Linked DNA regions of Mus musculus: region 1 is linked to region 2. A link is a contact called in ENCODE POLR2A ChIA-PET data. All regions are on one chromosome and are shown on one strand. The core of a region is the stretch at or near the end of the contact, and the rest is flanking DNA. Distances in the headings are between cores, read along the strand shown.

Evidence for each region. ChIA-PET counts read pairs that join two places held with the same protein, here RNA polymerase II (POLR2A).
Region 1: POLR2A ChIA-PET joins it to region 2 with 22 read pairs in embryonic stem cell. The contact joins the enhancer-like site here to the promoter of 2810408I11Rik in region 2. POLR2A ChIA-PET finds 5 or more read pairs at or near these places in 3 of 5 experiments (Patski and embryonic stem cell).

Annotation. Positions count from the first base shown.
Region 1 is chr1:64,914,977-64,920,873 of GRCm38, reverse strand. All of the region lies in intron 3 of Plekhm3 (pleckstrin homology domain containing, family M, member 3), which reads left to right. Among named protein-coding and RNA genes, the nearest start is that of Gm51628, 31 kb to the right of the region's middle. Within about 2 kb of position 1,613, at least 3 of the 3 ENCODE cell types and tissues checked have a DNase peak (open chromatin) inside an H3K27ac peak, as active enhancers do.
Region 2 is chr1:64,688,370-64,694,513 of GRCm38, reverse strand. It overlaps 2810408I11Rik (RIKEN cDNA 2810408I11 gene), which reads left to right and starts at 3,855. Exons shown (of 2, transcript NR_038009.1): 1 at 3,855-4,050. Ccnyl1 (cyclin Y-like 1) reads right to left here and starts at 3,169. Exons shown (of 10, transcript NM_001097644.1): 1 at 3,114-3,169. The coding sequence starts at 3,123.

The DNA.
Region 1 (5,897 bases), core at 364-2,863, 230 kb before region 2:
GTATTGAGGACAGCGTGGGGATGGCCAAAAGAGGGTGAAGAGCAGATGACTGCTGAGATAGGAGGGGAAGAAGCCCAGTGTCCCTGGAACACTGTAAGATTGACAGAGTGGACCTCACTCAGAGCTCTTCAACAGTGCTATTCCTCTTTATCCCCATTCTCCTCGCCTCTCACAAACACTGAAATAGGAAGAGAAAGGTGAGAAAAGACCTCCCCCTAAACCAGATTTGTTCACCTACTAAGCTAAATTAAAGTTACCTCCCTTTCATTTGTGATGATAACTTACCACAAAGACAGACTTAATTGGAAGCCTGATGGAGAAATTTTTAATTCAAGCATTGTAGACTTATAAATATGCGTTTAAAAGTGAAAAGATCTCACCACCAGCCAAGAGTTTATGCTCTGTTCTTGCCCTGCATTGAAAAAAGCAAATGGTGATGGTCAGAATGAAAACCTACATTTTAAATTCACTAGAGTCACGATGGCCACCTTTCTATCGGAAAACAATGGACTTTAAGGAGGGTCTTAGTGACTGTGCATAGGAACTTTGCAGTGAGGATGGCAAAAGGGGAAACTCTGAGCCAGAAATACCAGCACAAGCAGATGTGCCACCTGTAGTTCTAACACTGGGAAGGCTTCGAGGCAGGAGGATTGCCAGTTTGAGACCAGTCTAGGATTGATCATGAAAACCTGTCTCAGAAAACAAAAACACGTTGAGAGCCAGCATAGAAGCCATAGGAGGTAATGTGTGTGTGTCTGTATATATGACAAGAGCAGACCTGTGCTGAACCAGTTAACTACTTTTGGAAGTGTTTTTGATAAGAAAATACTACCTTTAGTAGTTTTGGTTTGTTTAATTTGTCATTTATTTATTTTACTTATTCTTGAAATTGTTAGCATTTCAGTGTTTTTTTGGTGCCTATATTATTATATTTTGGAATTCAGGCATTCAGTAATACTCTACTAATTGCTTACAGGATAGGCATCCTGAATTCATAATATACTTACTTGTGTGACATTAGATTGCTGATAGAGTCCATAAATTCCTTGTAATTGGAAAATAGGAGACTAGCCCAGCCTTGTTCTCAAGTTAGTCACTGGAGTCTCTGCCTTAAGAGACTGTATAGTAAGAGAATGAAGAAAGCCCTGCGTGGGCTGTGAAGGCTGCCACTCAGTTAACACTTCTCACCTGTCTCTCAGTTTGCTTCCTGAAGGAGCATGCATTGCCCATATGTTGCATTGCATTGAGTAAAGGGAGTGTTGGAGAGCAGGCCCAGTGCAACTAAAGCTTGGAGAGAGAAAAACAGGGAAAGGCAAAGCGAGGAGCCGAGGCCCGAAGAAGGAAGCGAAGAAGAGGGAAAGTATTACATAATGGGTGAGAGCAGACCTTTCTGGCAGTGTCTGTCACCCAGTTCCCTGTGACACGACGCATCCCTTGGCTGTCTAAATTTGGAGCTTGATAAATCTGGACTGTTGGGGGTAGCTGAGTACGGAGAGCAGGGAGCTCAGCACAGGGTTACAAGTGGAATTGGGTTGCTCGCTTGCGCAGCTGGTGCTTCATGCTTCGGCTTGGCAGTCCGATGGGGTGCAGGTGCGTTTCTAACTCAGAGAGACCGCTAACTTGTAAGTGTGTAACGTACAGTGTACTGCATTCAAGAGTAAAACCAGTTCACTCCCTTTACAGCATATGTGGTTTGCAGGCATTTTCGTTCCCAGTGCTAAACCAGGAAGATTGTTTTTCTGCCTCAGGTTGGGAATTATTCTGTGTGTCCTGTAGGGGGCAGAGTCTCAAAAGAAAAAGAAAAAGAAAAGAAAAGAAAAAGCTTTGTTATACAAACCTGAATGTTTTTTAAATTAGTGGGAGGCTGTTAGTCGTCCAAGAGGTTGCTATAGCAGATGGCCCTTTTAAGGATCCATGCTTCTCTCAGCATTGGTGATTTAAATCACTTGCTTTGCTTTTTGTAACTGTGTGCTGATGACACAGACCGGGTGGAAAAGCAGCTAGAGAACTAGCATGTCTGCCTTCCAGGCTGCCAGTCAGTTTAGCACATTGGACTTCATGCACTCATTGAGAAGCAAATTCACAGACTTTCATGGCTTTAGTGTATCTCTTTAGACTGTTAAGTTTTTAATGTTTACTTAGTCCCTCCCCCATTAAATATTTTGGATGAATAAGGTTGCACTGAGTAGGCTCTTAATTCTGTTGTCATTTGGTTGCTATTTAGAGGAGCTACAAATATTGGCTTTTACATATATAAAATATGGACCGTTGGTCCTGTTTCACTAAATTCTTTCTCTAAGTGAAGACTTCTTAGGTCTCTTAAGTTTTAAACAGTTCCTACAGAGAAAATGGAGCATGACCATACCAGGATGCCTGAGGTTATGGTTTTGAAGCTATATGGGGAGCCATAACTCCATATTTCTTGGCTCATGCTTAGACTTAGGATAGTTGTGTGTGCTAGCTGCATAGCTTCCTTTCCAGCTCCGTGGCTGCTTAGCAAGCCCTTGCTACAGAAGCCTAACCATGTTCAAGTCTGTCTCCTGGGTACCCCTGAGCTCTCCAGAAAGCTAACCATGTTCACGCCAGTCTCCTGAGGACCCCTGAGCTCTCCAGTCCCACCTCCTGACGGCTGAGAACCCATTCCTGTGCTCGTTTGCTTATTCTCTGCTTGCCAAGTGCATGGCTGTGCCTGAGGTCAGAGTGTTAGAAATGTGGACGTAACCCCTTCCCTCATTAGACTGTAGGCAGCTAGGAATGTTAGATATTAAATAATAACATTGGTAACTGCCAAATAGCAGCCACGACCAGATTCACAGATGTGACAGCCACATTCCAGATCCCCGAGCCGTCAGAGGTAGGTAGAGCCAGGTAGGACTGTAGAAGATCATTTCTGGACTATAAAAAAGGCACTCAATGCAGATGAACTTCATGTTTGACCATGACGTCACAGAAAGTTCTTGAGCAGAGCAATGCATGCTGGGCGAGGTGCTGCAGAAGTGTTATTTGGGGATGCTTTTCTATGGCCTCTGTCAAAAGCGTCTACGATAGAAAATGAGGTGTGCTTCTTTAGTGAAACACAGGCTGGAATTCAGCATTGTATTTGACAATAAGGAACCTGTGATTTAAAAATATTAATGCTTAAAAGGTGATTGTTCAGTTTATTAAAATATCTAGTATATGGCCATAAGTGTTTCTAAATTTGGTTTTCATAACTGCCATGTACATTAGATTAAAACATGCTTGTTTTCTTTAGGAATTTGACATGTGTACCTACTCAGCAGATACATCGTTTTCTTGGTTTTGGGGCACACAGTTAAGTTTCCAGCAATTAAGAAACCTAGCAATTGAGTACAATAGTTTCAAGAGCCTGTGACTATATGGTGTGACAGGGATGCAGTGCTCACCTTCAAAACTGTTCCTCGTGAGACTGTTCTGTAGTCTGGGTGTGATTTGGATGGCCCACTTAGGGCAGTGCTCATGAGTGGGACTGAAGTTGAATGTGGGAAGGGACCAAGAGTGGGCTTAGGGCTGCCTCCGGTGCTTCCCTCTGCCGGTTTTATGGTCTGTTCCCTGGCTGCTGTTTAACCTCTGAGGACTGCTGTTGGTGACTGTGCATCTCTGGCATCAAGAGCTGTTGCTTTCCTTTTTCTTCCCCTGCAGCCCTGGGAGGGGTAAACTCAAAGGGGGGAAAAGTTTTGCTGTGAATTCTTCAGCCATTTAGTGCAAATTCCTGTAATTACCGGCATTGTGTCTCTTCTGAATGGCACATAATACAGCAGAAGCCATTCCTAATTGAGACCTTACAGGAGGTACAAATCCCCTCTTTGTTCAGCCTGACAAATTAGTGCCAGAAAGTGGCAGGGTCCGAATGGGAATCAAAGGCAAGAAGCACAAAGATGGGACTTAAGGCTACAGTAATAACCCTCTCTTGTCCTGAAGGAAAAAAGTAATGACCAATGAAAATGAAGGCTTTTTCCTCCCTCTGTGTGTGTGTGTGTGTGTGTTGTTGTTGTTGTTGTTTGTTGTTGTTATAAATTCCCTTGACAGGACAGCACCTCGGGGCTGCTCTATTTATTTAGTAAAAGTGATTAAATAGTAATACAACAGGGTAGCCCATTGTTTCCCTGGGCACCCCCATCTCACAGACCCCTGTTGCCTTGGCTAATTGATTGACAATGAACCTCTGAAAAAGAAGTTTGTTGTTAGGACCTGGGATGTGGAGCATCCCTGCACCCTGCTGTGTGCGTGCCCCGTTCATTTTTGTGTGAACTGTATTCCAGTTTTCCTTTGCCTCACCTTACTGCTTCTTTCCTTCTCCCTTTGCTCTCTCTGTCTTGGTTACTTCTCTGCTCCCCTTTGCTCCCAGACACAGACAAGCAGGTAAGGAAGAGTTAGACTTTTTTAGTACAGGCTTTGCAGAGATCTATCTTTGGGGTCAGCTCCCCGTTCCTTCTGGGGGTCGATAGAACAAGGGGGAAAAGGGATTGCACGTGCTTTCTGCTGTTTTTAACGTGTGGGAATGGTTGTCTGGAAGTTGTGTTTGCTCTAAGATTCCCCCCCCCCCCAAATTCTTTGCTCAATTGCTTGAAGGGAAAAAAAAATGTCCTTATACCAATAGCATTTACATGTTGGGGGAGGGGGATTTGGAGGCAGAAACAAACCCCTTTTTCAGTGGCTCTCAGTTCCTGAGAAACCAGACTTGATTACTTGAAGATCAGATCTGGCTGTTTGTTGGTGTAACTCAGGACCTTAAGGATGCTGGAAGCTTTGGGAAGACAACCAAAGGCCTCCAGGCAGATAATGAATGCACCCCCACCTTATATATGCTCAACTAGCTAAGCTGAAGATAAATCCCTAATTTAACTCTGTTACAGCTGCAAAAACAAATCATTTTAAGCCCCCAGGAAAGCAAAATATGTTAAACAAACAGTATCGACCTCACTAATACCACATGGCATTTCGTGTGATAAATGAGGGCATATTTCTGGCAAGTGCCTGTTTTATGACATCGTTTAGACATAAAGGATACCTTCATCCTAGCAATACAAGCATCCCTGATAGAAAGTATAGAGAGGTTAATTATTCATTCGGTAGCTACCAGTTTGGAAGTAAGCAACAGTTCTTTCTGCCGTGGGCCTCATTTACTTACTGGCCTTGAAGTAAATCCCGTAGAGTGGTAGTTGTTGAGAAAAAGAAATTGAGTCTGATTGTATGTGTGGATCTCTTGGTTCCCAGGTGCAAAGAGGAGCAGTTACACATTTTACTCTTAGGGAGAAAAGTATAAATATGTTAGGGAAGATTTGATTTTACCCGGTGCGAAAAATTAGGGGGTAATTTGGTGTACCAAAGTGGCAGGTCTTCTAAGGAAATGAACTTGGAAAGGAAGAGGTTTTTGTTTGTGTTTGCTATCCTTTTATTTACTGCTGCTTCAGACTTGTCTCCCTTTTGGTAGGAATGGTAATAAAGATTTATTTGATCAGTGTATGGGAAGGTAGAGAATTAGAGGAAGAAAAACAAGGAAGAAAAATGCAAATATGTATTCTAAGCCATAGAATCAGCTTGAATAAATAAAAAGCACTTAATCTGATGTTTCCTTGTCATGTCATCCAAATTATCTTGTTACTGTTTTGTGTTGTGATTTCTTATACAAAGGAGAGCTCACTAGGGTTTTGTGTGTGTGTATATGCGTGTCCGTGTGTGCACTAAATGGCTAAATTTTATTTCTCTAACCTTGAATATGAACATAAATGTTGCTTGTAGTAAAAAAATCTTCAAGTAGAATTTTAATTTTAATGTTCATGTCAACAAATATTTAGAAGGGAGAGACCATATTTATTTATTTATTAAAAATTTATTAAAAACCTTACATGTATCACACACATTCTCCCAGGATCCAT
Region 2 (6,144 bases), core at 2,606-5,105:
ACAAAATCTAGATCAGGAATTTTAATGCTAGTAAAAAGTCAACATTACCATCAAATTGTCATCAGAAATAAATGCTTTTAATGCCAATGACACATTATAAGGACCAAAATCAAAACCCTAAATATTCTGTCTGAATTCAATCCAGAGGCAGAATGCACCTGTCACCGAATGTGCTACCTAGGAGAGTATGTATACTTTTACCATGAAGGACAGGTGTATCAGACACCCCAGCCATTGACTAGAGCCTGCCATAGAGCAGCATGCACTGGCACAGGATCGTGCACTCTCGAGAGAAGCACTGTTCTAGGAACAGGAAGCAGCGCACACAGATGGATCTCAGCTCTATAAAATGAAATGTTCGATTTACAGGCATATGAAAGGTTCAGGAAGCAGCAGCACCCAAATATTAATAAATGTTAGCTTTGATGACTGTGAACAAATCGTTTATTTGTATTTTCTGTATCTTACCAACATGTCTTTTTAAAAAAATGGTCAAAAGCTACTGGCCAGGGGAGTTTTTGCTCGGAGGCTTTCCCTACTATCACCCTTCTAAGGGATGGGGAGAAAGGGTCGCTTGAGAGAGCATGAGAGAGCATGAGAGCTGCATGAAAGGCTGAGAAGGAAAAAGCCTTAGTAGTATCCTTACTCTGCTCTAGTTACTCAAGTCACTTCCCATCAGTTATATCAGATACAGTGCTAGAGCCAATGGTTAGGGAATACTAATCAGAAAGTCTGGAAAGTGACTTTAAATGCCCTACATGTTTCAAAGGAAAAGAGAACATCATTTATGATTTTATCTAAAAAAGTCAAAACAATTCATTATAATAAAAAGCTACCTTTAAATCTAAATAAATATTTCTCAGATTCCAAGGAAACTTATAAAACTTTTTTCTAAAATAAAGATATTAAATGAAAATTTTCATGTGTTTATATATATTTGGTGCTTTGATCCAGTCAAATGCTGACATTTCTTATCACTGTAGTGAATGCCAAGGAATTTAATTTGACAGTTTTGGCAGCACTAAGGATCAAGCCTATGAGTTTGTATTTGCTATACTTAAACTAGTCCTCCAGATCTAAAAATGAAATTTAGAGAAAATACTGAACTGAAATTTTAATGGGCACATTAGTAAACTGAAATTCTATGATCACACACACACTTATTTTACAAAAACTTCTAAGCATTTCCTGTCCTATAACTTTATGCTGACATTCCTCTTGCCAGCCTTTCTTAATGTTGTCAAAGCATTCTCAGCTTCAACTCACAGTTAGCAGAACAGACCCACTTACAGGATCAATGTAGGTCCCACTCTTACCTGCCCTTTTCTTTCCTCTTTCACTGAGAGTACATATGAGCTACGAGATCTAAGGAAAGAAAGGTTGCCTCTGCATCAGCTAACTGAGACTAAGACGGGGAGGACCACGTACCACATGTTCTACTGTACAAGTCAAAATACAATAGACATTTTGACAAGATTTTTTTTTCCTGTTAAGAGTCCAACTCAGCACATCTCCCACCTCCACAGCACATCTTCCACCTCCACAGTTTAGAGCAGTTCTATGCAGAAGCAGTTTCAGTCATATCTTAACTTTGCATCCTCATCAACAATACAGTGAGAATGCATACAGGCTTCCTTTGTATCTGGGAGGAACAAATAGGCATACATGATACTGTGCTGTAATCCCTCAAGAATTATAAAAAGGTCCTATTTGGACTCTCACTCAACACTACCCATATACTGTTTGTAAATCCAGAGGCTTAACTTACAACATTGAAACTGGACAGTTTTCATAAACACACACTCCACTGTTTAAAGATACAATTACCTTTACATTCTTTTACAACATTTGACTATTACAAAAAGTTACAAAAGTGTATCGATCATGGGCCTTAAGTTATTCTAAAGGAACTCATTTGTAGTGAAGCCAACAAGCCAATGTAGCTTAAACATCTCATGATACGTTGTCTTATAGATCTGTAGCCTTCATTCAATAACCACACTGCTATCTAGAATTACTTTTTACCCAATTCACAGATTTTCAAAAATTTTATAATTATAAAACACCAAGTATTTCCTCTTCTCCCTCCTACCTACCCAGCCAGCTCACCCTGCAATGGATCAGTTTTCGAGCTTCAACTTTCTTAGCACCAAGTAAGAACCTCCAGGCTGAAGGTGTGCAGGGAAATGGAGCCATAGAAACAAATATTACAGGCACCCGCAGGGGGCTGTCTTCTTAAATCCCAAACCTTTACATTACTAATTTAAAGCTAAATTTAAGCTTTTGGCTCCATTTAAACGCCCAATGAACAATCTCTCCCCACCCTGCTTCCTTTGGAAGAGGTAAAATAAATGAAATTTGTTAAATGGCGATGTATTTACCAAAATGATAATTTTAAAGCAAGCAGAACTACTCCTTGTTAGGGAGGGGAAGCAGTACTTTTCTGAAGCCTGGAAAGAAACTAACATCTTTCACAGAAGTCTCCTCTTTCTGTGTTCCAACTATAACTGAAAGTAATAAAGCAACCTTTATTATTGAGGCTACTTTCAAAATCCTACTTAATACCATACACATTTTGGTGGCAATCTCTACTTGAACGTAAATAAGAAATCTTTAACCATGCTGAATCTAGATTGCTCTAGTATCAGTTACTCAACTCGTTCAGAGCAAGAGGAACATTATGCTCTTACCTTACGTACCATCTGCCTAAGTAAGGACAGAGAGATGGGATGGCTATTCTGAGGTTAGGGGTACCTGGGAGTTTTATTAAGAAAAGGGGCAATTATAGTCTCTTGAAGTCTTAAGTTCCACTGGACGGTACACAGCAGTACAAAGAGGAAGCGGTGCCGGGTACAGGGTCCCGGGTCAGAATGAGAGAATGGGAAGAGTGAAGAACTGGGCGTAGGGGTGGGAGAGAAACTGGCCAGACGTGGCCGAGAAAGAATAAGGGGTGGGAACACGAGCCACAGCCCTCATTCCCGGTGTCCAGGCCTGCGCCAGGAATAATCCCGGCAGGAAGGAACCCGAGGCGGCGGCCGCCTCCCAGCGGGACCCAGGGAGTCGGTGGAGGCCAGAGGTGCGCCACGGCCCGGACGCGCCCGCTGCCTCCTCACCTTCGGGCATCTCTCGGTCACTGATGTGCTGCAGGTGGTGGCCCTCGCCGGCTCCGAAATCCAACTCGGCGGGCTCCACGGCCGCAGCGGGCGCCGGCGCTACCGCCACCGCGTCCCCGGCCGCCGCCTCGTAGACCTCGGACTCGTAGTCGGGCTCTGCCGGCCCCGCGCGCCGGCCCAGCTTGGGGCTGGCATTGGGGGACACGCAACAGGTCAGCGTGTTCCCCATGGGGAGCGTCCGCTCCGCTCGGCCGACGCCTGCGCCTCCGCTCGCCCCGGACTCCGCGCCCGCCCCCTCCCCCAACAATGGCGCGGTCGGCGCCGGCAGCCCCGGGCAGAGCGGGGCTGCGCCCGCCCGCACTCGCCGCCGCGCCCGCTGCGCGCCCGCCCGCCCCGCCGCCCAGCCCGGGGCAGGGCTCCGGCCTCGGCCGCACCCCCGCCGGCTCGCCGCCGCCGCCTCCCCACAGCGGACTAGTCTGCGAGGGCGGCGACCAGCCCGGCTTATTTAAAAGGGGTGGGGACCCGACAAGCGCTGGGAGACGCAGCCACTGCGGGCCGAGAGCGCGGCCGGAGCTCCTCCTCCTTCCGTCGCCGCCTCCGAACTGAAGGCCGCTAGCCGGCTCCTGCCAACCGGAACGCGCTCCGCGGTCACCTGGTGACGGGTAGCCAATCAGACCCGGACTTCCCTCCACGCACCCGCCTACGGCCCAGGCACGTGACTCACAAAGCCCCGCCCCGTCCCTTAAGCTGAGCCGCGCGAATTCTGGTTTCCATTCATCTCGAGCTGCGCCGAGTCCGGCTCCTACTGGGGAGCTGCGGCAGTTTGTTACTCGAGGCCGCCCTTCAAGGCGGGCCCCGAAGGTCCGGCCTGGTGAAGAGTTGGTTTTGTCAGCAGTTTGGTCTCTCCATGTTTGACAGCTTCCCTTTGCTCACCCAAGTAAGTTGCACTGGACTTAGCCGGTTGTATATGGCTAAATGCTCTTCTCCTGTCTTCCCAGTGTTACGTTCTCGCTTGCAACTTGGCCATAGCAACCCCGGGGCTCGCTCCTTACTCTCAATAAAGAGTCGTGACTGTGTCTTGCATGAAACCCGAGGACACGTCACTCTTCAATTTCCTCGTACGTCAAATAAGGACCAAACTCTCGGTTCAGAAAAGCTGGGAGCCAGCAACTCCGGTTTCGCTTGTTTTCTGCCATCACAAGACAGGAGTTTCCAGACTTTGTTTCTTTAACTAGCAATGCAGAGAACAGTTTTCTCCCACAAAATAGAGAACCACACTGTGGGGTGCCCACAGTCCTAAGTGATGGGGATGGTAGAGAGCAATTGACCTTTAGCATGCACCAAGTATTGCCAACCATGCCAACCGAGCTCCCTTAGCGCTAAGTCTAAAGAGCAGTCCAATGTTCGATCTCCCAGATTTTACTGATCGGTGGCAGGGTAGGGGGAGCATGCAGAAACTGAGTAACTTTCTCAAGGTTACATGACAAGGTTACTGCTCGTGTAGGGGCCAGAATAGTCTGGATTCCAGGTTTATCTCCGAGTACCTGTGAAAGGAAGTCACGGTTAGGGAAAATGACAGAGACTGTTGGTGCTTGGTAGTGTTCATTTTAAGGAAGAGCAATCTTTTCACTTGGGGATTTTAAATATCTTCCCTAATTGAATCTTCTCGTTCATTTCTGTTCCTGAAGTCCAGCAGTCCAGGCTCCCAGTAAATTTAGGCAAATGAGAAGCAAAGATTTGGAGAATCTAGCTGTACGAGTTCACACTGCTGCTCTTGGAGTACAAACACAAATATCTGACCCCAAAGTCAATGAGGTCAAGAGTTTAGTTGTTTTCTTTTAATGTATATATTTATTGTATTTGTATGAGTACACTGTGGCTGTCTTCAGACACATCAGAAGAGGCATTGGCTCCCATCACAGATGGTTGTAAGCCATTATGTGGTGGCTGGGAATTGAACTCAGGACCTCTGGAAGAGCAGTCAGTGCTCTTAACCGCTGAGCCATCTCTCCAGACCAAGAGTTTAGATTTTATACTGGAAATAAGTGTTGAACATGAAGTTCAGAAGTCATTGTCATGTGTATTTAAGACTATGTTATTCTGGACAGTAAGAAGGAAGGGAAGAAAGGTCTAGTTAAGGAAGCCTAGTCTTTTCCTAGGAAAGAAAGACAACTCCAACAAAGGGCACTGGTGACTAAGTGGACAAAGAACTTATTTCCTAAGTGAAATAGGAAGTACTTACCTATTGGATATGGAGGGAGAACAGAAGTAGAAGGCAAAAAAAAAAAAAAAAAAAAAAAAAGTCTAAAGTTCTGATTTAGAGGGTAGGCGGGTTTTGATGCCGCTCCCCTAGACAGATAAAAAGAAGAATAAGTTTGGAGAAGAAAGTTTTTGACATTGTTAAGTGTTGTATGAAAATGAATCCTGAGGGGAGAAGAAGGCAGAGGGTATATAACTAAAGAAATTTTCTCTTAAGATGGGAGAAAAAGCAAGATGAAAGTACTTTAATACTAAAAGAGTAAGAGCCCATGAGCACAACACAATTTCAGACTTCGAAGAAAAGGAGGAATTAATAAGTGATGTCCCCAAGAAGGCAGAAATATCTGGGAGAGGTAAGCTTTGGGAAGCAGAAGCAAGCAGGGAGAAAAGACATATGTGACATGGAGACATTGCTGGTAGAGAAGTTTCGGGAAAGTTCACTTCATGACCCCTGTTTTCCTATAAGGTTACAGTTTGGAAAATAACTGGGGGAAATGGAAGTATGAGTAGAAGTTGTTTGTATCTCCCAGAAATTATATTATATTTAATGAAAACCAAATGCCATTTTACTGGCTAGTTTTTTGTCAACTTGACACAAGCTAAAGCCATCTGAGAGGAGGGAGCCTCAGTTGAGAAAATGCCTCCATAAGAAGAAAAACCTAAAAGCCATTTTCTTAGGAATTGATGGGGGAGGACCCAGCCCATTGTGGCTGGTGCCATCTCTGGGCTGGTGGTCCTGGGTTCTATAAGGAAGGAGCCTAAGCAAACCATG